Linked DNA regions of Mus musculus: all the other regions are linked to region 1. Evidence: chromatin loops called from intact Hi-C (ENCODE). Cell type or tissue: heart. All regions are shown on one strand.

The links. Hi-C counts contacts between places; a loop is a spot of excess contacts. Peaks named below come from ENCODE experiments on the same cell type or tissue, not always from the same donor. Only the 100,000 strongest peaks of a DNase experiment are listed, where the experiment ranks them.
Region 2: it touches region 1 in a loop (4-fold over the local background); 9 of 42 quality-filtered maps call a loop at or near these places.
Region 3: a loop joins it to region 1, with 5 times the contacts of the local background. A loop is called at or near these places in 2 of 42 quality-filtered maps.
Region 4: it touches region 1 in a loop (4-fold over the local background); 2 of 42 quality-filtered maps call a loop at or near these places.
Region 5: it touches region 1 in a loop (3-fold over the local background); 9 of 42 quality-filtered maps call a loop at or near these places.

What each region holds. Positions count from the first base shown.
Region 1 is chr6:136,826,414-136,831,413 of GRCm38, reverse strand. Wbp11 (WW domain binding protein 11) reads left to right here and starts at 3,198. Exons shown (of 12, transcript NM_021714.4): 1 at 3,198-3,394. BC049715 (cDNA sequence BC049715) reads right to left here and starts at 2,571. Exons shown (of 3, transcript NM_178776.3): 1 at 2,345-2,571; 2 at 418-513. Smco3 (single-pass membrane protein with coiled-coil domains 3) reads left to right here. Exons shown (of 2, transcript NM_001039558.2): 2 at 1-1,483. The coding sequence ends at 217. In heart, a CTCF peak has its summit at 2,993; a DNase peak (open chromatin) is centred at 3,193; H3K4me3 peaks cover 2,484 bases; H3K27ac peaks cover 1,912 bases.
Region 2 is chr6:137,744,739-137,749,738 of GRCm38, reverse strand. It overlaps Strap (serine/threonine kinase receptor associated protein), which reads right to left. Exons shown (of 10, transcript NM_011499.3): 7 at 4,096-4,232; 8 at 903-1,052; 9 at 310-375. Among named protein-coding and RNA genes, the nearest start is that of Dera, 7.3 kb to the left of the region's middle. In heart, a CTCF peak has its summit at 1,980 (motif pointing right); no DNase peak of the experiment used is centred here.
Region 3 is chr6:135,009,590-135,014,589 of GRCm38, reverse strand. It overlaps Ddx47 (DEAD box helicase 47), which reads right to left and starts at 2,978. Exons shown (of 12, transcript NM_026360.3): 1 at 2,862-2,978; 2 at 2,195-2,288. The coding sequence starts at 2,948. In heart, no CTCF peak of the experiment used is centred here; a DNase peak (open chromatin) is centred at 2,999; H3K4me3 peaks cover 1,462 bases; H3K27ac peaks cover 763 bases.
Region 4 is chr6:134,918,143-134,923,142 of GRCm38, reverse strand. It overlaps Cdkn1b (cyclin-dependent kinase inhibitor 1B), which reads right to left and starts at 2,742. Exons shown (of 3, transcript NM_009875.4): 1 at 1,749-2,742; 2 at 1,060-1,187. The coding sequence starts at 2,223. The coding sequence ends at 1,069. In heart, CTCF peaks have their summits at 1,889 and 2,891; DNase peaks (open chromatin) are centred at 1,542, 1,942 and 2,832; H3K4me3 peaks cover 3,548 bases; H3K27ac peaks cover 3,813 bases.
Region 5 is chr6:137,732,503-137,737,502 of GRCm38, reverse strand. Strap (serine/threonine kinase receptor associated protein) reads right to left here and starts at 2,421. Exons shown (of 10, transcript NM_011499.3): 1 at 2,037-2,421; 2 at 1,038-1,173. The coding sequence starts at 2,148. In heart, no CTCF peak of the experiment used is centred here; a DNase peak (open chromatin) is centred at 2,422; H3K4me3 peaks cover 2,469 bases; H3K27ac peaks cover 1,675 bases.

The DNA of each region.
Region 1 (5,000 bases):
CATCGGGACTTCTCTCCTTGGAAGCATTGGCGTTGCCGTGCTCAGCCTCGGGATAGATATGATCATTCAAGCCATCTTGGGAGCAGTGGAGAGGACACAGCTTCAGGCAGCCATCAAAAGTTATGAGAAGCACCTGGAGGAGTTCAAGGCTGCCTCAGCAAAGTACCATCATGCTATCACTGAGGTTGCCACTGCTGTGAAGCGCCAGCTAAGATGAACAGGCAGGTGTCTACACTGGGATACTTTGTGCTGCCCTCTCTGGCACCATGCTTATTTCTTTAGGGTAATTTTCCATTTGTCTCCAACAACGTGGATACAGATAAACAATTTGGGGTGCTTGGGTCTTAGGTCAACAGTGAGTGTCCAAACCAGCTGTAGTAGACCCTCAGGGGATAAAGCTCTATCCAGTTTTCTTACCCTGTTGTCAGAACCACTGAGGTGTAAAGGCATCATAGACCAGCAGGCACAGGCTATTGCTTCCTTGTTCGCAGCAAATGTCTTCAAATATTCCTGCTAAATGGAGAGACCATTCCCATTTCCTGTTTCAAACATCACTTAATGTCTAATAAGACAGACTTAATAACATCTGACTAGACACAGACCTGTGACCTTCAAGTAAAACATACATAGTGCTGTTATTTTTACCCCCAGATCAAAAACAGTTGTTTGTGAACTGGAAAAGACTGCAAAATCATATCAACATTTTCTTCCACCAGATTAAATACAATTGTCTGCCACCCGGAAATGAAGGCAGAGCAACCTCAACAACATTATGTTCCAGAATGAACGAAAGCCATGCATCTGCGAGGTTCTCCTCAGTTCAAAGCGTGGCTGGATGGATTGGGAAAGGATGAGATAATAAATGTTGTCTGTAATGCAGTCAATATTGACCACCTGTTTGTCATCTATCTCTTGAGTGGTCAAAGTGTGTGGAACATTGTAAACAAAACAAGGCATAAAATGCAGTGATCCCTGCATAAAATATGTTAGAGTGAAGAAAAAGGCTCACTCCCTGTTAAGAATTTGTTGATTAAAGGAAAGTAATTAATTTCTATTTTTCAGGGGGATAATTTTATTTTCAGTACCACCAAAAAGAGGCAGCTCCCTCTGCCCCATAAAGCATTTGCAGACCTATGTTAATTGCCTCCTGAACTCAGGAAAAGGAGAGGCCATGGAGGCCTATTGATGGAACTTAGTTTCTCTAGATACAGCATTTGTTTTCTAAACCTTTATCTAACCATTCTCACTAAGCCGTTTTTAGGGTCTACTTCAAAAACCATTGTATGTAACAATGTTGAGATAGTCCTGGTTATAGTCGTTTGGTTTTTAACGCAAAGACAAAAATAAATCATTGGTATAAAGTATCCAGTATATCTCAGGAAAATTTTACAAGCAGATGAAGAATTTTAACTAGCCACATAACTTTTCCAAATGTATTAATTTCTATGTTATCACTGGTTTTATAAATTAGTTTCAAAATATCACAATTTGTGTCACTTTCTAAATTTATTACCTGGTTTTTATTTTATGAACTAATAGGTCTTGCTATTACTGACACTCAAAGAGTAATCAAAACAAGAATTAATGACATTCCCAGGCATCAAGGCTTCTAACTGTAATTCAATCCATCTAAACAATGAGACAGAGGGATAGGGAGATGGTGGCCAGCCCAGATTATTTATTGAATACTTATTTTTTTTCCCACTAAGTCAAAGGTAGTTTTAGTATGGTACTGATGTTACATTGTTAGGGAACACATTTGTTTTAATATAAATTGTAAATGTTCTATTGGTTATTAATTCATTGTAACATTAGTGCCTATCTACAACATCCTAAAAATTAATATACACCTCAATCAGTTCTTTCAAAGTACTTGATGTCAAAAATTCCCTTAGGACCTTTTCTGTTAAGGATGCTGAAACTAAGTTGAAAAATAACCAAGTGTGAGGGTGTTTTTGGTTTTTTGATTTGTGTTTTTTTGTTTTTGGTTTTTTGTTGTTTTGTTTTGCTTTTTGGTTTTTTTTCGAGACAGACCAAGTTCACACTTTATGAAGATTTCGTTTTAAATGCTTACCTTTAAGGGGAAAGGATGGGGAGGAGTCTTAAGGAATGGGGATGTAGAAGGGAAATATAATAGCTATTTCTGGTTATCAGCTATATCTAGAACAAACCACAATCCAGAATTGGAAGGTTCACCTGTGATCCAGATCTTGAGGCTGGGAAATACAAGTTTCTGACCTTGATCTTGGCATGGAAATCTTGAGGCATAGTGGCTATGTATCCCCAGGAGAGTAAGGTAAGATCTCTGAGTACAAGGCCCAGATCCAGGCGTGGCGGTACACACCTTTAATCTGAACCACACCTTCTTCTGGAGATCTATAAGACATTGGAAGATGGAAGTTTTTCTCTTCCTCCTCTGCTTGCATTTACTTGCCAGCCCATCAGTTGGAATCTACTAGCCTGGTGGGACTGAGCAACTCCTAGATCCTTGGACTTCCCATTCACAGCTGACCATTGTTGGGGAGGTGGACTACAGACCGTAAGTCATCATAACAAAGTCCCTTTCTATATAGAGACTATCCACAAGTTCTGTGACTCTAGAGAACCCTCAAAGGAAGACTTCAGATAAATCTAGAGTGTGCAATGACATCATAAAGGAGTTTGGGTTGATGCAAAGTTCATTTGAAGTGTTATGTAATAACTTCTCCTCTGGAAAATCGACAAATGTACCGTTTCTCTTTTAAAATATACATTTTCGTGTAGATTTATGAGTCTCCCCTAGGAACTATTTGTTCAGTTCATCACATGCTGTAGGTTTAGAGGGCTGATGTTTGCTGAGCACCTTAGACTCGGTGCCCAGTGTTATTACCTAACTTGTTTTCTATGGAAGCATTCCTGAAAAACAGCATCCATTTACACACGACAACTAACACAGATCCAATGGCCGACACAGAAGCGTACGCATACCGCTACCTAGTGTGTCCCCAGAGAGAAGCAGTTGCGGAAATGCGTCAGAATTCTGAGAACAATTGGCCAATCAAATAGCAGCTTCCTTACTTTTTATTTCTATTGGGTTATATTAGTGTCAATCTACAATACTCTGGAATGAGGCGGGTCTCTTGGCCTATAGTTATCCAATCGGATAGTGAATGAGAGCGGAAGTACCTCTGGCTCTGAAGTTGTTGTATTCGCTCTATGGGCCCAGTGCCTGGCAACGCGGTGAGATCGCGGCCAGCGGGAACAGGAAGTGACGTGAGCTGGCGGAGGGGCGCGAGGTTTCAAGATGGCGGTTCCCGGGTGGTTGACCGAGGGGCAGAGGTGAAGGCCCCTTCGCAGAGAGTCCTCCGGGACCGCCCGCTAGCTGCTCTCGCCGTCCCGGGAGCCTCGCAGTCGTGTGAGTGCGTGGGGACTCGGTGCTCCGTTTTCCGCGACCCTCCCCGGGGCCTGCGAAGCCTTCTCTGAAACACCAGGCCCAGAGGCCGCGCTCTTCCTCCGCTGGGCCCGGGGTGGCGGGAGCCTCGGGTTTCAGGGCTCGGGGCCGGCCTGGCACTGCGTCCGACGGGTTCTCGGGCGGGATCTCCCGCCGGGTCAGACCCACCGCCCGAGTGCGGCGACCGGTGGCGGCGGGCTGACGTCTAGCCGCTCGAGTCGCTATCAACCGTCGCTATGGTTTCGGCAGTTGCTGTGAGGCCTCCTGGAGTGGACCCGGACCGGACCGGACCGGTCGGGTTGCGTTTGTGCTGCCTGGGTTCCCATGGTCTTTTGACCTTGTCTCTGCCAACGTTTGCAGGCAGAGGCACTATGGTCTTGTAAAAATTCTCCTTGACTCGTAGCTGATTGGTTTTTAGGTGTGTGTGATGGGATGGCGTCAAAACGAGAGCCCGAGGCTGGTTTAAGAAGGGAAACACTAAAGAAAAGATCAAAAATAGAATTTGTTGTATCCGTGCCTTTTTGTAGTTCCCTATAGTCAGTACCCTTCTCTTCCCTTCTTCCCAAACTCCTGCCCCTTCTGCTTTCTGATAGAGAAACATCTGTAATGACATAATCGACACCGATCAGTTCTGAAATATCTGGGAAGCAGCAGGGAGCCGGCCAGCTGAACGCTTGATGAAAAAAAGCATTAACTAAAACAACTTACAGAGTCCCACCTAAGGAGCCAAGGGAATTAGAGTCTCAAATTTACCTCGGGATCTTCCCTTTCCTAATGTAGAAAGAAAGTAGATTTGTTTAATGCTTAAAGGGGGAGCCACAGGAGATGTAGCCTGTAGGAAAGTGTCGCACACTTTGAACAGGAAATATTTGTTCCTTTTTTTACTATGGGCAAGGCTAATTTTTGGAAGTTTCATTCATTTGGAATGGAAGAGAAAGAAGTGATAATAATGAAAGCCTGGCCTTAAAATATTTCCCTACCGTGACTACCACTTTTAATTCCCTCAAAATACATAAATCAGGAGTCATATGTGCTAGTAAGAATATACTTTAATGTTAAGTTTGAGGAGTTCTAATACTTCATTTTTTATTTCTTTTGTTTGAGAGTCATAAATCATTTGATTTGGTATTAAATCAAGATAAATATGTTTGAATGGATTGCATTTTGCCATCTGGCGTGTGGAATGAGCAGTCTAAGGAGAAAGTAAAGAGCATGTATTTGTCTTTAACCCAGATTCATTATCTCCACTCCTGTTTCATATCCCCTTATACAGGTCGGAAAGATGTCCTCAGGGTTTGCATTGCATTGTTAGAATATTTCTCAATTGGTTTTGGTTTGTTTTGAGATCGTCTCATATGGCTCAGTCTATATTCCAAACAATAGCATTATAAGTGCAAAGTTCTTGTTGATTTCTTTATTCAGTTAACAGCACTATATAATCCATAGGAAAGGGTTAAACTTTTGAGTAGTTAATGATATTCTCACTGTGTTGACTAGTACAGATACTAGCCTTTTCTTTGTGGTCAAGAAAGGTAAAGAAAGCCGGGCGTGGTGGCGCACGCCTTTAATC
Region 2 (5,000 bases), 920 kb before region 1:
ATCCTGAGTCTACTCCCACATAAATGTCCGTTGTGCAGGAAGGGCTCTCGACCTCACGTCATGGTTAGAAACTGTCTAGGGAGCTTTTAGACCCTGTCCCTGAGTGTATGCGAGGAGACCCATCAGTCATGTCCACGTGCACGAGGCCTGGACTCCAGAGCTAATGCTTACGCACTCGCGCTTAAGCTTCCTATAACGTATTTCGACTGTGTACATTTATTAAATTTCTTTTGCCATGGACCAAAACGTTCATACACTGAATTTTTACATACCCAGGGCTCTTAGAAAAGTTAATTAATTTTTATTTACCCAGCTCTTCCTCTGCTGTTTCTGGAAATCCGATCTTTGGCTTTGCCAGTTCCCCGCTGTCTTCCTCTGTGAAGAGACAAGCAGTGGTGACTGACCATGAAGGAGGGCAGGTTCCCACCAACACACACAGCACACGTCCTCTTAACAGTCACTGTGATTCTAAAAGACATCTCAAAGTCACCTTTAGTACAACAGCCACTCTGGGATCAATAATAAGTATTTGGGATTTTTGTTTTGTTTGTTGGTTTTTTAAACCAAAAACATGTTTTCAGTGGTAAGGATCAAGTAATACTATAAACAATTAGATGGATAACTTTTAAATTCTTCATACTGCCTTCTACCAAGCTTTATTTCTTTTTGTATGGATGCTCTTGAAACCACCGGGCCATCTCCCTAGCTACTTTGTAATAAATGTTGAATTCAGGTCATTCAATTCATCACATAAAGGACACTGCTCAGTTAGAATCATGACTTCATTCTGCTTATACCATATTACATAATTCAAAATCTAAAGGAGACAAACACAGTGAAACAGAATAAATGATACAAAATGTATGCATTATAATTTGATAACTTTGAAGAGACATCCTTACCAGGAAGCACGCATTTCCACAGGCCATAGGTCTTTCCTACCACAGTTTGCCACAATCTCAATGTCCCATCTTCAGAACCGCTGGCATAGAGTTCCCCATCAGGACTGAATCTCACACAGTGAATGGGACCAAAGTGACCTTTGTAGGATTCTGAAAACAGTGAAGAACAGGGATATCAGACTTAATAAATGTAAAGCTACTGGGGTAGACACTGATGTACTACAAAAGACACTGTCTATTCTGCTGGGAAGATCATCTCTACCACTTCCCTAGAATGAGCCCTTTCCAATCCAGTATGGCAGAGGCAGACTTGTCAACTTTCATGGGTCCATGCAGATCTTGTCTGAGAGACCTTGGATCTGACGACCTGAAAGAAAGGATTGGACTACACTCTGAAGCTGTGGACAGCGTTACTGCAGTTTCTGTGTACTTTTATACATTAATGTAGCAAAGAAAGCAATGACCCAAAAAAGGTTGTTTGAGTTCAGAAAAAGATGATCAGAAAACATGAAAATAAAGACCAATAAGCATAGCACATACTAAGCATTAACAGAGCAGCCCTTTTCCAGAGTTAGCTCAGGACCAACCAATTTAAACACAATTTCTGCCTGGCACATACTATAGGTTAGACCTGGGCATGCGCAAACTACATCAACTCAGAGCAAACTGAGATCAGCACTCAGTATAGCCTTCCCTCAGATTAAGTTCTATAGCTGCGCTCTGACAGCCGACAAGAAGAAACATGTCTTACAAATTCAATGTAAGTGTTTAACGCAGGAGGAACAAAAATCATACCTAAGACCAATGCAGCTGAGGGAAACGGCCGTCTGCCATCTTTCCTGCAGCCTCTCAAGGTTCCCTAAGGTGTTATTCACTGTACATCACTCTTTTGACTGTATGCCGACACACACTGTCTTTCAAAGACAGAAATGAGGTCTCATAACCCACTACAAATTGAGAGGCTGTCAATAAAGACTTAATTCTACAGACTAGAGCTCACGTCTGTGAACTCCATCCCAGTTTCTAAGTCCTGAATTCACACCTGCTTTTAGAGGAACTAGTTCCGTCCATGTCTACGGAGGGCCACCAGATGGAGCTCTTTTACACTCTATCCTTGATTGCCTAACCAGGTTATCTAGGCTTCCTAGTTCCACCACAATGCTGAGACACAGACTCAATAGGGACCTTACTAACCTTACATTTTAATATGAGAATGTATAGATCAGGAAGGTTTTTCTACTGCAGGAAAAATCTTCCACATATAATCTTATGCCTCATCATCTTACTCTGCAGTTTCCTCAAGCTGAGTAGCCAGAGAATAAAACCATCCAAGTAGAGGGACTGGGATGGAATTACTTGTCTACCATACACAAACCTCCTGGACCCAACCCTTACCCACAACCCCAAGTTCCATGAACAGAGACCGAGATGAGAACAGCTGCATCCAAAATCCAACATCTGTCCATCTCTCTCTCCTTCACAGTCTGGGTGAGCAATGCTAAGGCTCTCCTCCACCCCAGCTCAGCCACAGCTCTCAAGCTGAGAATAACGGAATGTGTGACTGAATCATTCTAGAACTGACTTAAGCAGCCCCAGTCCACCTGTTTTCCCCAAGGAACAAAACAAAACTGCTTCCTGTTCTTTGTGTCTAAATCCAGCTAGCTAAGTTCCTTGGGTGGAAAACCATAATACTTATGTACAGGTTAAAAAAAAAAAAAAAAGTGCCAGCTTATAGACAGAAAAAGATTTTTCAAACTAAAAGCAAAACATAGTGGGACTTGGTAAGTAAGCATAAAAGTAGTGTCTTAGTCAGGGTTTCTATTTCTGCATAAACATCATGACCAAGAAGCAGTTGGGGAGGAAAAGGTTTATTCAGCTTACACTTTCTACATTGCTGTTCATCACCAAAGGAAGTCAGGACTGGAACTCAAACAGGTCAGGAAGCAGGAGCTGATGCAGAGGCCATGGAGGGATGTTCTTTACTGGCTTGCTTCCCCTGGCTTGCTCAGCCTGCTCTCTTATAGAACCAAGACTACCAGCCTCGAGATGGTACCACCCACAAGGGGCCTTTCCCCCTTCATCACTAATTGAGGAAATGCCTTCCAGTTGGATCTCATGGAGGCATTTCCCCAACTGAAGCTCCTTTCCCTGTGGTAACTCCAGCTGTGTCAAGTTGACACAAAACTAGCCAGTGCAAGTAGGTACTGAAAGTCTTGCTCTTTGACCTATCTAGCATACTACTACACATACTCTAAAGTTAGGATGTGTTTGCTTCAAATTAATCACACATCAGCCATTCTACTTCTTAAGAACTATGAAACTTAGGGAAATAGCAAGACTCCAAAAAACAAACTAATAATATTATATATAACATGTCAACATGTAACTAATATATTATAATATTTTATATATTACTGTGTTAAATTATATTTTTAGATTTACAAATTAATTTTAAATCTGAAGTATAAAAAATATTTAAAATAAAAATTATATATAACAAATAATATTATATATTCTAATCCTATACACATTACTCTTTCTAAAGGTGCCTTGATAAACCAGTGGGACCCCACCATTCTCTAGAGACTCTTGGGGATTCCCTGGTTGAAGAAAGGAGGCTGAGTGAGCAGGATTTTGTTATCTGTTCTCTCCTTAGGAAGAACAAAATATCCTTGTATATGTTTTGTATTTGACTTGAAATATAAATAATCCATCCCAATAAAGCATCCAAAATCAGTGAACTACAGAACATCAGCGTAAAGATAAGACTCAATTAAGAGGAAATGAGCTCAGTATATTTTGTCTGAGGGTCTATAATTCTATCCAAAATGGATGAAACACCTTTGTTTTTGAATGTATGAGTTTCGAGTTTTAGTGAGCTGGAAAACTTACTTTCAACACACCACAGGTTAATACCGAAGGCACTCATAATATTTTGACAGTAAATTCAGGCAGTGGTTCCCAGCCTTCCAAATAATGCAACCCTTTAACATAGTTGTGGTGGTGTGGTAACCTCCACCAACCATAAAATTATTTTTGTTACTACTTTATAACTGCAATTTTGCTACTGTTATAAATCATAGTATCTGTTTTCCAATGGTCTTCAGCAATCACTGTGAAAGGGTCATGTGACACACACAGCCTTAAAAGGTGGAGGAAACTGCTGATTAAAGAGAGAGAGAACGAGGCTCACCTAACTCTTCTCCACTGTTATAATCATACTTGTACAGTTTAAAGTCTTCTCCACCCGCAACAAGAAACTCCTTCTCTGGATGAAGAGACGCAGAATTGATGGTCGCAGGAGCTTCAAAGGATTTAATTGGCTCCAGACTGTGAAGGAAAAACATAAAAACATAGATGTCTACAAAAAATTTAAAACTGTATAAATAACTGTCTAGCCACATTAAAATTATTCCTGAATCCTGAAACCCAATGCACAGTAAACATAGATTCAGCTAAGTATAAATGGATTTCAAAGGAAAAAAAAACCACTAACGAGCAAAAAAGTTCAAAAGATTGCTACATTGGTAGACCCAAGTGGATGTCATCTCAGGGAGACACGGAGTAGCGGGAACTCCATTTTCTGAACAGGAGACACTTTCTGGACATCAGTGTCTTGGCTGGAGACAGAATCAGTATGGAGTCCAGATCTTCAACTCAACATCCTCCTTGCCTTAGCCACTCTCTGGGGTCAGGTTTATAGACACACAGTCCAGGAAAGAGTTTTGTGAGAACTCTCCAAGAAAACTAGCCTCATGAATTCAGTTTTCTTAAAACATAGAATTGTTCTTGGAATGTGTTGCTGTTGACCTCCCAGGTGCAGTGGATAGCGATGTCTTTACTTCAGATTATTCATTACTGCTTGTTGCTATTATGCAATTACATGTTTAACTATCCGTGTGACTCTACAGTTTGAACTCAAAGATAACTTTACTCACATGACCTTTGTCCTCAGAGTTTATAAACTGTCTGATGGTCTGAATAAAGTTGGCGACTGCATGAAACTTTAGTCCACCTCCTTTATCAGCTCCGTTCTCCCAAGTCCCACCCACTCAGAGCAGTGACAATGCCAGATTATTTTTCTTTTGAAAATTTCAC
Region 3 (5,000 bases), 1.8 Mb after region 1:
GGAAGTAAGCAAAAGGCAGGACAGCTATTCCTGCATGAGGACAGAGGGCCGGGGCTCTAAGAAACAGTGTATGACGGGGCTATGTGAAGCCCCACCTGGGCTGAATGGCAGGGTATTAAACAGGTAGGAATGAGGCTAGGAAGGGGCTCATAAACCCCTAATGGATCCTGATAAACAGGGAATTTCACAGGTGGTGTTATTCTTCTCGAAGATAAACCCAGAGGAGGCAAGGAGCTGAACGGTCCACGTGATGGTGCACAGCTGTAGTCCCACCTACATGGGAGGCTCAGAGAAAGAGGAGCACTCAGGCCTAGGCGTTTGAAGCCAGCCTGGACAGCACAGCAAGGACCCATCTCAAAAGTAAAAGCGAACAAAAACTGGTTGAAAGGAACGTGGTGGGTGACATCAATTTTAGTATGGGAAACTGAAAAGCCAAAAACGGAGACAGGAACTATAGAAAAATCAGTTCTGGGAGGAAGTTAATGATTCTGGATACAGAGAACTTCAGGTTCAGAGAGAGAGAGCGAGAGCTACAAGCTACACAGGATATACTTATGCCAGCAGGCCTTCAGCTCATCTTCCTAAAGAATGGCGGCATGAAATACCCCTGGTTGCCAAAACTACTCGTGACCCATGAGCATCTTCATAACCTCGTTCCTCCCATTCACACAAAAGCCCTGAATTTCCACTCGGTTCGCATCCCTGAGGGGCATACACATCAGAGGTACAATCTATGAAGGAGGGGCTATGTCCCACATCTGAAAATTCTTCTTCTGTGTGTTTGCTTTGGTTTTTTTTTTTTTTTGTGACAGGGCTTCTCTGTGTAGTCCTGGCTGCTCTGGAACTCGCTGTGTAGACCAGGCTAGCCTCAAATTTAGAAATCTGCCAAGCCCTGCCTCCTGAGTGCTGGGATTAAAGGCACGCACCACCACCACCTGGTTTGACACCTGAAAATTCTAATTCAGTAGGTCCAAGTTGTTTTAGAATAAGGAAATAGAGGATGGTGATAGAATCGCTATTATAAAGCCAAAGGAAAGAAACAGTAGCTAAAGAGACAGGCTAGTAAAATACTGTGTTGAAATGAAAAGATAACTTCAAGAAAGGTCTGATCAAGGGTGTTGGAAGATACAGAATAAGCAAGATGGATTTTCTTTCTGGTTTTTTTTTTGGGGGGGGGGCGTTGTTTGTTTGTTCTTTGTCTTAAAGACAAAGTGTTTTCCTACTTGCTTAGTAGACCAGGCTAGCCCCAAACTCTCAGAAATCCTCCTGTCTCTGCCAATGGAGTGCTGGGATTAAAGGTGTGCACCACCACGCCTAGCTTTATGGTGGATTCTTTTTTTTTTTTTTCCTCTTTTTTTTTTTTAATTACGTATTTTCCTCAATTACATTTCCAATGCTATCCCAAAAGCCTCCCACACCCTCCCCCCCCCACTCCCCTACCCACCCATTCCCATTTTTTGGCCCTGGCGTTCCCCTGTACTGGGGCATATAAAGTTTGCCTGTCCAGTGGGCCTCTCTTTCCAGTGATGGCCGACTACGGCATCTTTTGATACATATGCAGCTAGAGTCAAGAGCTCCGGGGTACTGGTTAGTTCATAATGTTGCACCTACAGGGTTGCAGATCTCTTTAGCTCCTTGTATACTTTCTCTAGCTCCTCCATTGGGGGTCCTGTGATCCATCCAATAGCTGACTCTGAGCATCCACCTATGTGTTTGCTAGGCCCCGGCATAGTCTCACAAGAGACGGCTATATCACGGTCCTTGCACCAAACGCTTGCTAGTGTATGCAATGGTGTCATCGTTTGGAGGCTAATTATGGGTCTCTTGATGGTCCATTGTATGGATTCTTAATTCTCATCTCTTAGAGCTAACAGTCAGGATCTGCCATGCAAATTCAGACAGTAGAGTGCTCTAGGGGTTTAAAACTGTCGTCCCACCATTCATTAACGTCAGTGTCTACCTCCCAAATGGTACAGGCTTGTGCCACCGTGATCACACCTGGCTTTATATTTATTTGAAGCAAGGTCTCTGCCTCCTCGGTGTTAAGAACTCAAGTAGTCCTGCCATACCCAGGGAGAGATTATATCTTTATTTCACTTGGAATTTGACAGCAATAGCTCTTAGAAGCAACACAAAAACTGAATATAATGCCACACTGGCTCTGTACTAGCCTGCATATTTAATTCCAACCTACCTTGCAAGGCCAAAGGAATAGCTTCGATCTGGATCTTGGTGGGCTTTGCCCATCCCAACTGGTCACAAGCTTCACACAATACATCCGTAACACCCTTTGAATTCAGAAAACCATACTTTAGCAAAGAATACATCCTCACCTTTATCAGAGCCATCCTCCTGGTGATACGTAGCCCTTTGCACTTTACATAACTGTACATCTCAGACCCTGCTTTATATGAACACTATGGGACAGCGCCTTGAGACAATTTCTCTTCACCAGGGGCTGCTGTCAACTCTTTGCATGTATTATCTCATTTAACCCGTCAAATCAGTTCCGACCAGTGGCTAGCTATTATTCTACCAAGTGCCTCACGTGTATAAAGTGAGGCGCACACCATAACAACTTGCCTCTTGTAAGGAGGTCACGCGTGACCCTAGATAACATAAGGCTCTACAGTAACTGGGGAGAAAAACAAACGGGGGCTCTCACGACCCAGCGGCATCCTACAAGGCAAATGCACCCGAGGGAGCGTGAAGAGACCCCGAGTTTCTGACAGCCTGAAGATAGCATGAGCTAGGCCCCAAGGTGTTTTTACACACCACCGGCTGGGATATGAAGTACCCAAACCCTGGGTGAGCCTAAACGCCAACATCACAAAATAAATACCAGCATCACCCATTCTCACCAGGTCTTTAAATGTTTTCGTTTCCTCCTCTTCCGCAGCTGTCTGAAGGGCTCCAGAGGGGGAATCGGGTTCCTCGTCCGCCGCCATCTTGCTCGTGGGCTCCGGAAGTGGGGCCGAGGCGCAAGGCGTGCTGGGAAATGTAGGCGATTACTTTCCTAGAGTGTAGGTTCTGAACGCCTCCTGCTGGCGGGTCTGGCGTGGCAGCGCCCCACACAGGAGGGACTTGGAAGAACAGCAATGGCTGGAAGCCTGTGTGCCTAAGGAACTGAGACGATCCCTTCTTGCTGCCCTTTGGGTATCTGCCCTATTTTTTATTTTTTTAAATTGGTTTCTTGAGGCAGGATTTCATTCTGCAACTTCGGCCTTCCAGGGCCTTGGCTGTCTTCCCTTTGGCTTATCACTTTTCTAACTATAGAAATGTAAACACATGGACATCACGATACTATTTATTCATTACTTCATATATTTGACAACTGACAGCCTGCCATATGCTTGGACTGTGCTAGGTGTCTAATGATAGAGCAGGACAGTATCAACTTCCACTGCAAAGAGAAGGCAAACAATACATAGGTAATAATGGGCCACTTTGAATTATGAAAAGTGCTACATAAAAATAGGGGAGCAAAGCTTTGGGAGAAAGAATTGTCAGGATTGCTGCAAGACTGAGAAGGTGTCTCTGAGGCAGTGATATTTGAGCTGGGACCTTACTGATACCAGAAAGGCCGTTCTGAGTTCAGGGGACACCTATTCAAGACTGGCAGATCTGAGCCGAGCGTGGTGGCACACGCCTTTAATCCCAGCGCTTGGGAGGCAGAGGCAGGCAGATTTCTGAAACCCTGTCTCGAAAAAACAAACAAACAAACAAAAAACTGGCAGATCTGTGAATACAAAATTCCTGAGACCCGTGAGATATCTGAACTGCCACCACTTAAGCTAGTGAGGTACAATGTATGTTACATGCCCTGTGCCTGCAAGTGTACCCTAGTGGGGAGGCATTGGCATTCTCAATGTGTGGGGCACACTTTCTGAAACTGAGGCATTAGAGACAATCTGCTATGCTTTTCTTCGTGGTATCCCTTTCTCTGGCAGAGTGTGTTGTTAAAATGTGCGCAGCGCATGTCAAACATACCCTTAAGAGTATTTAGGGCTCCAAGTCCTGAGGCTGTTGTGGGAAAGGCCATAGATTTAAATATAATATAACTAAGATTGGGAGTGGTGGCCCATGCCTTTAATCCCATCACTCAGGAGACAGAGGCAGGTGAATCTCTGTGAAGTGGAGGCCTGCCCGGTCTACATAGCAAGTTCCAGAACAGTCAGGGTTACTTGGTAAGACCCTGTTTCAAATATATATTATATGTGTGTTATATTACAAGTGTGTATGGATGGATGTAACAACCTTCTACTAAAACACAGAGAAGCAGAAACTACACTTGAAGAGGTTTGTGATGATTGCCTGTGGAGGGAGGGGAATTAAGATAAAATGCACAAGTCGGAATTCAGAAACAAAATGACAGAAGATAAAAGAATAAATAGAAAAAGCCAAGGGAGGGGACTATGGTGGTACACTCCCTTAATCACAGAGCTTGGGAGGCAGGGGCAGGCAAATCTCTGAGTTCAAGGCTACCCTGGTCTACAGAGTGAGTTCCAGGACACCCAGGGCTATACAGAAAAACCCTGTCTGGAAAAACAAACAAAAACCATTGCTCTCATTCACCATGATGCTGGTCTTCAGAAAAGAAACTGGGAAAGGAGACTGCCTCAGAGACAAGAGGCGGTCTTTGTTTCCCTGACTCTAGAGACAAAATGGATGTTAAGTATGTGCCACCTGGGTGAAGTGAAACTCAGCAAAGCGTTGGGGTTGGAAACCATGGCAGACCAGAGGGATTTCTCTGACTGTTTCTTTATCAGTGGTTCTCAGCCTTCCTGATGCTACGACCCTTTAATACAGTTCCTCCTGTTGTGGTAACCCCAAAACATAAAACTATTTCATTGCTACTTCATAACTGTAATTTCACTACTGTTATGAATTGTAAATATCTGATATGCAGGATATCTGATATGCAGGATATCTGATATGCAGGATATCTGATATGCAGGATATCTGATATGCAGGATATCTGATACGTGACCCCTGTGAGA
Region 4 (5,000 bases), 1.9 Mb after region 1:
TCTATGTAAATTTAGGGGCTGGGTTACTCTAATTAGGCAAGTGGGGTGATGAGATTTTTGACACATGGAAAAATCCACACTTGTGTTGGACCTTCTCAGTTGGTCCTAACATCTACTATCCATTTCCCCTATAAACATCCAAACCGTCCTGTTCCAGCAAATTAGCATACGGTGCTGACGTGTGGGAAGGCTGCTTCCTCTAGCTGTTCATTTAACTTCTGCTTTGTAACCTCAGGGTTAAAATCAATTCTGTGGGAGCATTAGTACTTCTGAACTTTCCAGTCTAATTTTTTTTTTAAGTATGAAGTTCCTTTCTCTCCAAAATTTACCAGCATACAAGGCACAACTTTAAAAAAAAATAAAAAAGTACCCAGAGGTGATGGCACACAACCTCTAATCTCAGCACTCAGGAGGCAGAGACAATACAGATCTCTGTGAGTTCGAAGCCAGCGTGGTCTACAGAGCAATTCCCAGAATAGCCCGAGCTGTTTGTTACACAGAGAAACCCTATCTCAAAAAACCAAAAACCAAAACAAAAGCAAAAGATAAAAAGAACTCGAGCCACGGCAGCTCTATTCACACTCCTAATCAAACGTGCACTATGGGTACCTAGTTTTTCTCTTAAGAACATACATGTAAGTATATATTTGCCATTTTTCTACAGTTCAAATGGTTCAAAATAGGCTATTGGCTCAAAACGAACCTCTGGGAAATGGGTTCTCATGAACTGAGACTGGAAAGGAAAACTGTCATTCCCAGCCTAAGTTTTAGTGGGATTCATAAGGATACGACCGTCCCTATCCTTTGGGGCCTTGGTGGCAAGTTCTTGCTTGGGAACCTCATTCTGATTCCACTTTAAGGTAAATATCTTGGGGTGCAAATACTGCATTATAGTCCCCTCAAGTGATTCCAGCCTTCCCCAGTGTTAATTTTTTTGATCAAGGAAAGTAATTCCTCCTGGCAGGCAACTAATCTGCCAGCAGTCCTGGGGTCTGCAGGCCCCCCGGGGAGCGCAGCCCAGATGGGGTGTCAGTTTTGTGTTCTTCCTCATTAACCCACCGGAGCTGTTTACGTCTGGCGTCGAAGGCCGGGCTTCTTGGGCGTCTGCTCCACAGTGCCAGCGTTCGGGGAACCGTCTGAAACATTTTCTTCTGTTCTGTTGGCCCTTTTGTTTTGCGAAGAAGAATCTAAGAGGGGGGCAAGGGGAAATTTTTAAGAGAACACACACAAACCATCTTTATTATCGACAACAATGGCTGACAGAAGTAGGCCCAAGGGATGAACAACCCACTCACTACCTCCACCCACGACCCCTGGACCCGTCATCCCCGGTAGCATCTAAGGACACAAAATAAGGTTGTTCCCACTAACACAAGGAGTATTCTACACCCCACGTCTCTTCCCCACCCCCATCCCCACCCCCACCCCCCCACCCCAGCCAAGGAGGAGGCAGTTGGTAAACATCCGAACTTTTGTCACGTATCTACAGCTGGCTAGAGGGGAGGAACTGTGATGCGTTCGGCTACGGAAGTTATCACATCTTACTATCTCCGGCTTCTGACTTCAAAATCATAAACAGGGCAAGCAGTCGGATAGGGGGTATGTCAAACCTAAGCTTCAAACAAGTTCGATTTCCCAGAGCTAAAGCAGAACACGCTGGAGAAAGCAAGTGAACAGGGTCTAGTAAAGGGGCGCTTACGGAGACAGACAGACAGACAGACATTTTAAGTTTTCCAAAGAGTCACTACCTTCTGCAGCAGGTCGCTTCCTCATCCCTGGACACTGCTCCGCTAACCCAGCCGGATTGTCTGACGAGTCAGGCATTTGGTCCACCAAATGCCGGTCCTCAGAGTTTGCCTGAGACCCAATTAAAGGCACCGCCTGGCGGCTCCCGCTGACATCCTGGCTCTCCTGCGCCAGCACCTTGCAGGCGCTCTTGGGGGGGCGCGGGGGCCTGTAGTAGAACTCGGGCAAGCTGCCCCTCTCCACCTCCTGCCACTCGTATCTGCCCTCCAGGGGCTTATGATTCTGAAAGTCGAAATTCCACTTGCGCTGACTCGCTTCTTCCATATCCCGGCAGTGCTTCTCCAAGTCCCGGGTTAGTTCTTCATGATTGACCGGGCCGAAGAGATTTCTGCAGGCGGAAGGCTTGGGGTGCTCCGCTTGTCTGGCGTCCATCCGCTCCAGGCTCGGGCTCCCGTTAGACACTCTCACGTTTGACATCTTCCTCCTCGGGCGGGTGTGGACCACCGCCTCGCCTCTCTCCGGAAAAAAAAAAATGAAATAAACAACAAAACCGAACAAAAGCGAAACGCCACGGATGGAGCGCAAAACCCTCTTCGAAGTTCTGCGACTGCACACAGACAGTCAAATGGAGCAGAGCCAGGCGAGCGACCGCCCGAGCCGCAGTAGCGCGCAGGTCTGGGGAAGAGAGGCGCAGGGACACCCCAGCCGCCGCGCAGCTCGAGGCTTCAGTGATCAAGTGTACTGGAGGGCGGGGAAGGGAGGGGAGGAGGCAGGAGGAGGTGGCAAACAGTCGGAGCGTAGGCTGGGGCGAGCCCGTGTGTCCCGCGAACGCAGCCCCTCTCCAAACCTTGCCGCCGCGCGAGTCTCGGAGCCGCGAGTGAGTCGGGACAAGGGATGAGGGGGGAAAACACCCCAAAAGCACGAGCCCCCCTCCTTTTTTAGTTGCCCAATATGGCGGTGGAAGGGAGGCTGACGAAGAAGAAGATGATTGACACTGCAAGTCTATTTAAACAGAGGAGGAGCTCCATTGGTCTCGGCGCCGGGAGCCGCTCCGCCCAGGCTGGCGAGCGCGCTCTTAAGGTGGCCCCGGGCGCGGCGCCGCCGCCTCTCCGCGCTCCCGAGCGCGCCGCCTCCCCGTAGCGCCGCCAGGACATTGGCTGGTCGCGTGACTACTCGGAGGTGTACGACTGCCAACAAACCTGCTCTGGCTGGCCCCGGAGAAATTAAAAATAAGACAAACAAACTAGCCAAACGGCCGGAGAGCTGGGGAGGGGCCAGCGCGGCGGCCAGGCAGGGACCCGGGGATCTAGGTCCCGGCGCTGCAGAGCTGCGCTGGCAGGCGCGTCACCGCTCCCGACTGCGACCTCCAGGTCTTTGCCCGCGAAACCTAGGGCCTGGACCAGTGGGCTCCTAGGTCGCTGGCGGCTTATTAGGAGCTTCGGTGGCTAGTTCAGCCCACCTGCATTCGCCGAGGTGGGAATGGAGGAGGGTATGCGAGAGATTCAGGAAACCTTGGCTCAGGGCCTGGGGCAGCCCACCCACCCCCACCCGGCAGGGTGCCTTAGCTGGGGTGCGGAATCGGCCGCTTAGCCTGACCCCAGAAGTCTCTGCTATGTAGGACAGGCCAGGAGGTGGTTTCAAAAAGAAGCCAGGACTGACCGCTCTTATCAGGGTGTTTCTGAATCCAAGCGCTTCCACCGTAGGATCTCGAGATTGAAAACCCCCAGTGCTCTCCCAAGCCTCTCTTTAGAGCCGTCCCAGACAGAAATCAGAAAAAGCCAGTTCTGATTTTCTTGGTTCCTAAGCACAGTGAAAGCCATTGCTATAGCGTGTGGGAACTCGCCTTTATACCCTTATGTTCTTTCCCGGGCGAAGCCGTTCCCTCCACCTGAGTCCAGACGCCAACTACAACAGTGCCTTCCTTCTCTTTTTTCTCCCACCAGCCTGTTGCTTCCAACCTACTCAGTACAATATTCAAATACAAGCAAATACTTTTAGAGAGCTGCAGGTTGTTAAAGGGCGAAAACACTTTCCTAAGGATCTAAGACTAGATTTGCAAGTGATTTATAATACCACCACCACGGTATTACCAACATCTAGTAATGTTGGGTGGGTTTTTTTCAGCTCCTTGGGCAACTTCACATTTCTCTATCACTGCTGAGCACAGTGACAGAAGTTAAAACAGAATAGCCAGGCCTGTCGTATCTCAGAGTTCAGTGAGATTTTAAGGGCTTTGCCCACTAGTATTCCCAAACAGTCTTGGTTTGCGCTAAACACAAAACATGTTACAGGAAATTAAATTTCTGGTTTAGTGTCCCAAAGAAGCATGGTTTTCCTATCTTCCTCTGGTGTAGGTGAGACTGAATATTGACTTGTTTTCTTAGCCACATCTTTGCCAGGATGTGTGTGTGTGTGTGTGTGTGTGTGTGTGCGCGCGCGCGCGCGCACGTGCACGTGTGTGTGTGTGTGTGTGTGTGTGTGTGTGTGTGTGTGTGTGTGCCTTGCCTCCTGCATTCAAAATGTAACAGTCCAGAAAGTTCTTAGATAGGTTTAGCCTCTTTTTACCAATGAGGAAATTGATACTCAGGTTTCCTGTCTGGGGACTTCTATTCAGTTGGTGGCAGAGTCTCCTCATTCTCGGCTGGTTTGGGTTTTGTCTGTTTTCTTCTGGTGGTCTCAGTGTTCCTGATTTTGTCTGGATTTGGATGGGTTGCAGTCTGCAGACTCTACTCTCTTACAAGGATCCAAAAGGTCTCTTTCCAGGCCTTGGATGCCCACAGATGTCTCCTTGATCATCAAGTGCAGCTGTCACAAGCCTTTGGTATCACTATCTACTAGTTCAGCTGAAATACAGATTCCAAAAAGATGGGTGGGGCTCATTGAGTAGGAAAGAAGGCAGCATCCAGGCGTGGACTTCAAATCCAGGCCTTCTGCACTGTTCAGTTGGGACCAAGGTGGGGAGTTGCCTCTTCTGGGGTGCTTTGTTTGCTGTGGTTTTGCACTGTGTTGGTCAGGCTGGCCTTGAACTCCTGGGCTCTGCCTCAGCTTCAGTAGCTAGGATGCTCAGCAAGACAAGAGGATCAGGAATTTGTCATTCTTGACTGCATAGCTGAGTTGGTGGCCAGACTGTGTTACAGGAGATTCTGTATCTGAAAACAAAATTCAGTCACTGGGACTATGGGTCCACCCCACTGTGTTCAGGTTGTCTTGGTTTTTGTAGATTTGGGCTAAGAGATGGCTCAGCAGGTAAAGGT
Region 5 (5,000 bases), 910 kb before region 1:
ATACCCCCAAAATTGTCTTGACTTCCTCCACACAAACCCACACACACACAAGAGTAAATTAAAGTTACCTGCATTGATTTAAAAGCACACACAGGTTAGTAACTATACATCAAAAAGTATATAAAATATGACACATGCCTCAATGATTAAAGAGAATCATGTCAGTTTGATAATAGATGCAAAACCCAAAGTAAAAACAGGGAAAGTGTATTATGGCAATGGTTTAGTCCATCTCAGACTGTATCAAAAGACAAAGTGAACTGAGATGAGACGATGTATCCATTACTACAGTGACTGAAGACTCTGTATGTGTGTGTGTGTGTGTGTGTGTGTGTGTGTGTGTGTGTGTGTGTTCCAAAACTCAAGCCTGGCCAGTGTGATCCAGACCACCCTCCTGCCTGCTAAAGACAGTCTCTTGGCTGCCTTCTGATCATTTTGGCTCTTCCAGCACCAATTCTGCCTGCATGCTGCCATGCTTCCCACTATGATGATAATGACCTGAACTCTGAAACTGGAAGCCAGCCCCAGCTAAATCTCTAAGAGTTACCTTTACCTTGGTCATGTTGTACCTTCACAATAATAAAACCCAACTAAGAAAATGAGGATCTAATGAAAATTAAGAATCTTTCAGACAGCCATCTTTAAAACCATAGAAAACAGAAAGTAAATTTGAGGTCCGGTTTTAGATTATCTAGAGCCAGTAATAAAGCTGAGTGAAAAGGTGCCTGGAGACATCACTGTATAGCACTCACTAAGTGTTCAAGACTATCTGTGAAGGACATCAGCAGCACCCATTGTCCAAGCTGTATAGCTCACCACGTTCCTGGTCTCGATGAGAGAGACATCAGTCCTTGAAACATCTCAAGTCACAAGGATGCTCAGAGAGCCAGGACAGAATCGTGGTGAGATCAAACACCATGTACTGTCTATAGCATCCTCGGAGTCAGAACCTCATGTCTAACTGTGAAGTTGGAGAATCTGGCCATGTCACCACAAAATTCAAACAGAATGAAGTTAGCCATTTTTGTTACACTTACGCTGTGAAGTCTGCAGCTGCTGTCGCAGCTTTGGTGGCATCCTTATTCAATGTTGCACCCCAAACAGCACCTTTATGACCCAAAAATGTTCCAATCCAGTCTCCTGTATCTCCCTGGCGGAGCATGGGCTTGCCATCTAGAAAATATTTTCAGACATCTGTGATTTAGAAGCATGCAACGTAATACCAAATCCTGAGCAGCAAACTACTGGAAAACCGTTGTTCTGACTGCTCCCCCCTACTCCCATTAAGCCGTGGGGGCGTGGGGGAGGGTGTCCCCATCCTGGTCTGTGCATATGGTCTCAGTGACCTAGGGACTAAGGAGTTGTAGCCACTCTTCCTGGGAAGCATAAGCAATTTTGGGACCGAATGAGAGGCCTCCCTCATCACCTTTGCAAACTCGGATTACAAAGCAACTATAAAGACCTGGGAAACGCTCTTCCACAAGACCTGATTCCGATTCCCAGCGCCCACACGGAGGCTGACAACAGCCTCTAACTCCGGCTCTGGACAATCTGATGCCTTCCTCTTGGGGCACCCCTTCACACAGGTACAAGCATGCATAGAGACAACACAGGCACACATAAATAAAAACTTCTGAAAAACCGTGGGCTGGATGCCAGTGACATGCGGTGTCAAAACGATCTAGATAGCCGCTTTTTACTTTGGACCACATAAACCTAACGTACACTTTCGTCGGGGAAAAAAAAAAATGAGGCTCACACCACAAAGGATGAAACAATGAGTGAGAGGACATAAAGGGCACTCCTCTCGGCCTGGCCTAATTTCTTCTTCCCGTAAATCCTTGGCAAACACAATGTAGTTGTGTGGGTAGAAAGGCGAGGTGTTGGGGAGCACTAACAACGGTGGGGAGGAGGGACGCATAAAGCCCGGCCAGGGGCGACCCTCTAGTCCCAGCAGCGCGATGGCTGTCGCTGGCAGCCACGACCCACCCACCCGTCGGCACTCGGGAGCCGCGGCCGTCGCGGGCTCAGCTCACCTTTGCAAGCGCTGATCAGAAAGTAGCCGTAAGGCGTGATGCCGCTGAAGGCCAAATCCACCACGGGCCGCGTGTGGCCCGAGCAAGTGAGCGGCGTCTGCCTCATGGCCATGGCGGCGGCGAGCGCGGTGACGCGGAGCGGGGACCGAGGGTCGCGGTCGTCCTCCTTCTCTGCCGCGGCGCCTCAGGCTGCTTGAGGCCCCCGCACTCACGCCGAAGGAGGCCGGCTCCAGAGTCCCCGCGACTCGCGGCCGCCAAGGGAGGGACAGGGAGGGAGGGAGGAGGGGAGGGGAGCGCCGGAGAGCCGGCCTGCCGCCACTCACGGTCCCTACCGGTAGCGGCAGGACGTGACGTCGCCCGACGCGTCGCGTCAGCCGGAAGTGACGACTGGCGGGAAGGCGGTAGTTCCCAGCAGCAGCGCGAGAAGCAGTGTGCGCAGGCGCGAGCTCGGAGACCGAACCCATGCTGCTCTGACGACGTCAAGCGCGCGGCGTCCCGTTGCTACCCAGTGTTGGGAGCCGCCGAGTCCGTCCCTTGTAGGATGCTGTTGTAGAGTTGTAACCTTCTCATTGCTAAGCTACAGACACACTTTTCCATAATCATCTCACATCTAACTGCCTACCCAGTAGCAACCATTCTGTCGCTCTCCTTCCCACCCCCCTCCCGGCATACACCGTCACAACTCACAAACAGTAATGACTTCCCTAATAGAGTGGTTATGCTAACAACATTTATATCCTGGTGACAGATAAGTGACTGGCGTTTAGTGGATGGCCAGCAAATGCTTATTTGCAAGTGGGAAATATTCACTTAGTGCTCAGCAAGGATCCGTGACAACCTAACTGATAAGGGCTCTTTCAGTGGCTCTAGCAACTATCACTGCGGCTGGGGAGGGAGAGACCCCAGTCTACTGGGCTAAAGTTCTTGCCATGTAAGCATGAAGTGTGATACCCAGTACCGACAAAAAAAAAAAAAAAGCTATACATGGTGTGATACATGCTTGGAATGCAGCACTGAAAAGATACCAATCCCTGCCAGCCAGCATAGCAATCAGTGAGTTCCAAGTATGAGTGAAAAACATCTCAAAAACAAAAGAGTGTAGATGCATCTGGACCAGTGAGCCATTCTTCACTGAGAGGCTCCTGAGAGGAGGGACCGAACGGATCAGAAATAAAGAAGACAGGAAAGTTGGGGTCAGGAGGTTTTCCCTAAAACTATGTCTTATGCTAAGCTAATTTATTAAGATGTACAGCATCTTATATACTGTTTGTATGGGGAAAATGGAACAGAAAAACCTATCATACAGTGGGACGAAGTCATCAGAAAGCTAACCAAGCAGTGTTGCACAAAAGGAACACAGAATACTTCATGTGTGCCACAGACCAAGCACACACTGGCCTGGGACTGACTACTCCAGTCTCTTTAGGAGGAAAAGTCACGTTCTCACAGACTGAAATCTTAACTCTGGGGGGCCTGGTTCCAGACTTTGCTATGTCTGACCCTGGTCAAAGGCATAGAGTTGGTATCCCCTTTCCCCTTTCTGAAAGCCTCTTGTATCAGCCTGGAACCTAACAGTGAATGGCTCCTGGGGCTCCTAAGACTGACTTCTGCCTACCACACATGCACACACTACTTTTAAAGTGCATATCAAGCATATGTTGGCATTATAATAGACACTGTAGAAGTGACACAAATCCTCTCTACATGAAGAGATCTATGGGTGGCAAAAATGCTCTGTAGATCACTGTGAAAGAAATTCCACAAATAGGCTATCTGAAAATAAATGAAGGTGGATGCCTACTTCATGATAGATAAACTATTCACACACCATGATTATTAATTTGGGATCTTATTATGCTCATTGTTAATCATACCTTTGGGATTTGGTCATCTGTTAGGGCTTCTTTAAAGCCCTATTTTATTCTGCTTTTATTTTTTTTTCTTGATATATAGTCATTGTTCACGGTTACGGAATAGAGTAGTATTTTGATGATTGCAGATCAAATCAAGGTGCTAAGCATAGCCATTACCTCTAAGGCTGTGACTCTAGTGTCTCCTGGGGGGTTTGTTGTAACGGAAGGTTCTGTCTGCAGGTGAGAGTACAGGGAAGCAGGAGAAATGAAAAGGCCTAATAAGTCTTTGAAATAGAGCAGGGAAATGTAAGCTCTCTCTCTCTCTCTCTCTCTCTCTCTCTCTCTCTCTCACACACACACACACACACACACACACACACACACATCTTATATGGCAGTATAAGCTCCTCCACACGTTTTTACTGTGATTGCTAAAGTTAAAAAAAAAAGATGAAGCCTGTGTGTGCATGCTCACAGCATGGCACGGTACTTCCTACTCGTGGATAGCAGAAATGCCTCTTTGTGACCTGTGACATTGAGCTTATGTCAAACCACAGGAATATCTTCCCCAGGCCCTGGTCATATGAGGCTACCTCATCCAAATAGTGATTATGCCACCATAGGCATCCCAGGCTACCCACACTCAAAGGTACAGGCAGACTGTACAGAGCATCTGTGCTTGGGGCTGGACTCTTAAGGGCTATTTTAGAATTCTGCCTATAATTGAGGATGCTCTTGGAGAAGACTGAAATTCTGCCAGGGGCCAGCCCTGGTGGGATCTTCTTTCTTGTTGGTTCTTCTTGAGGCAGCAGAGGGTAAGACTTTGTCTTAGGAGGTACAGATTAATCCGAGGCCGACCATCTCAGGAAGATCACCTGCTAGTTAATAGCTTGTCCTATTATGGCTCCTGACTTTGTCTTAGGAAATACAGGGGTAAGACTTTATCTTACAAGATATTTAGGGTTTCTGTATAGTAATAAAAAGTTTACTATTCTAAGTTACTACGCTACTGTAGCTGACCTGCCTTCTGTGTTCCTCTGAGACCAGAGACTGCAGTCTTAGGCACTTAGCATCTCACCCTAAAACAGCAGGAGATTAAGTAAAGGATTAA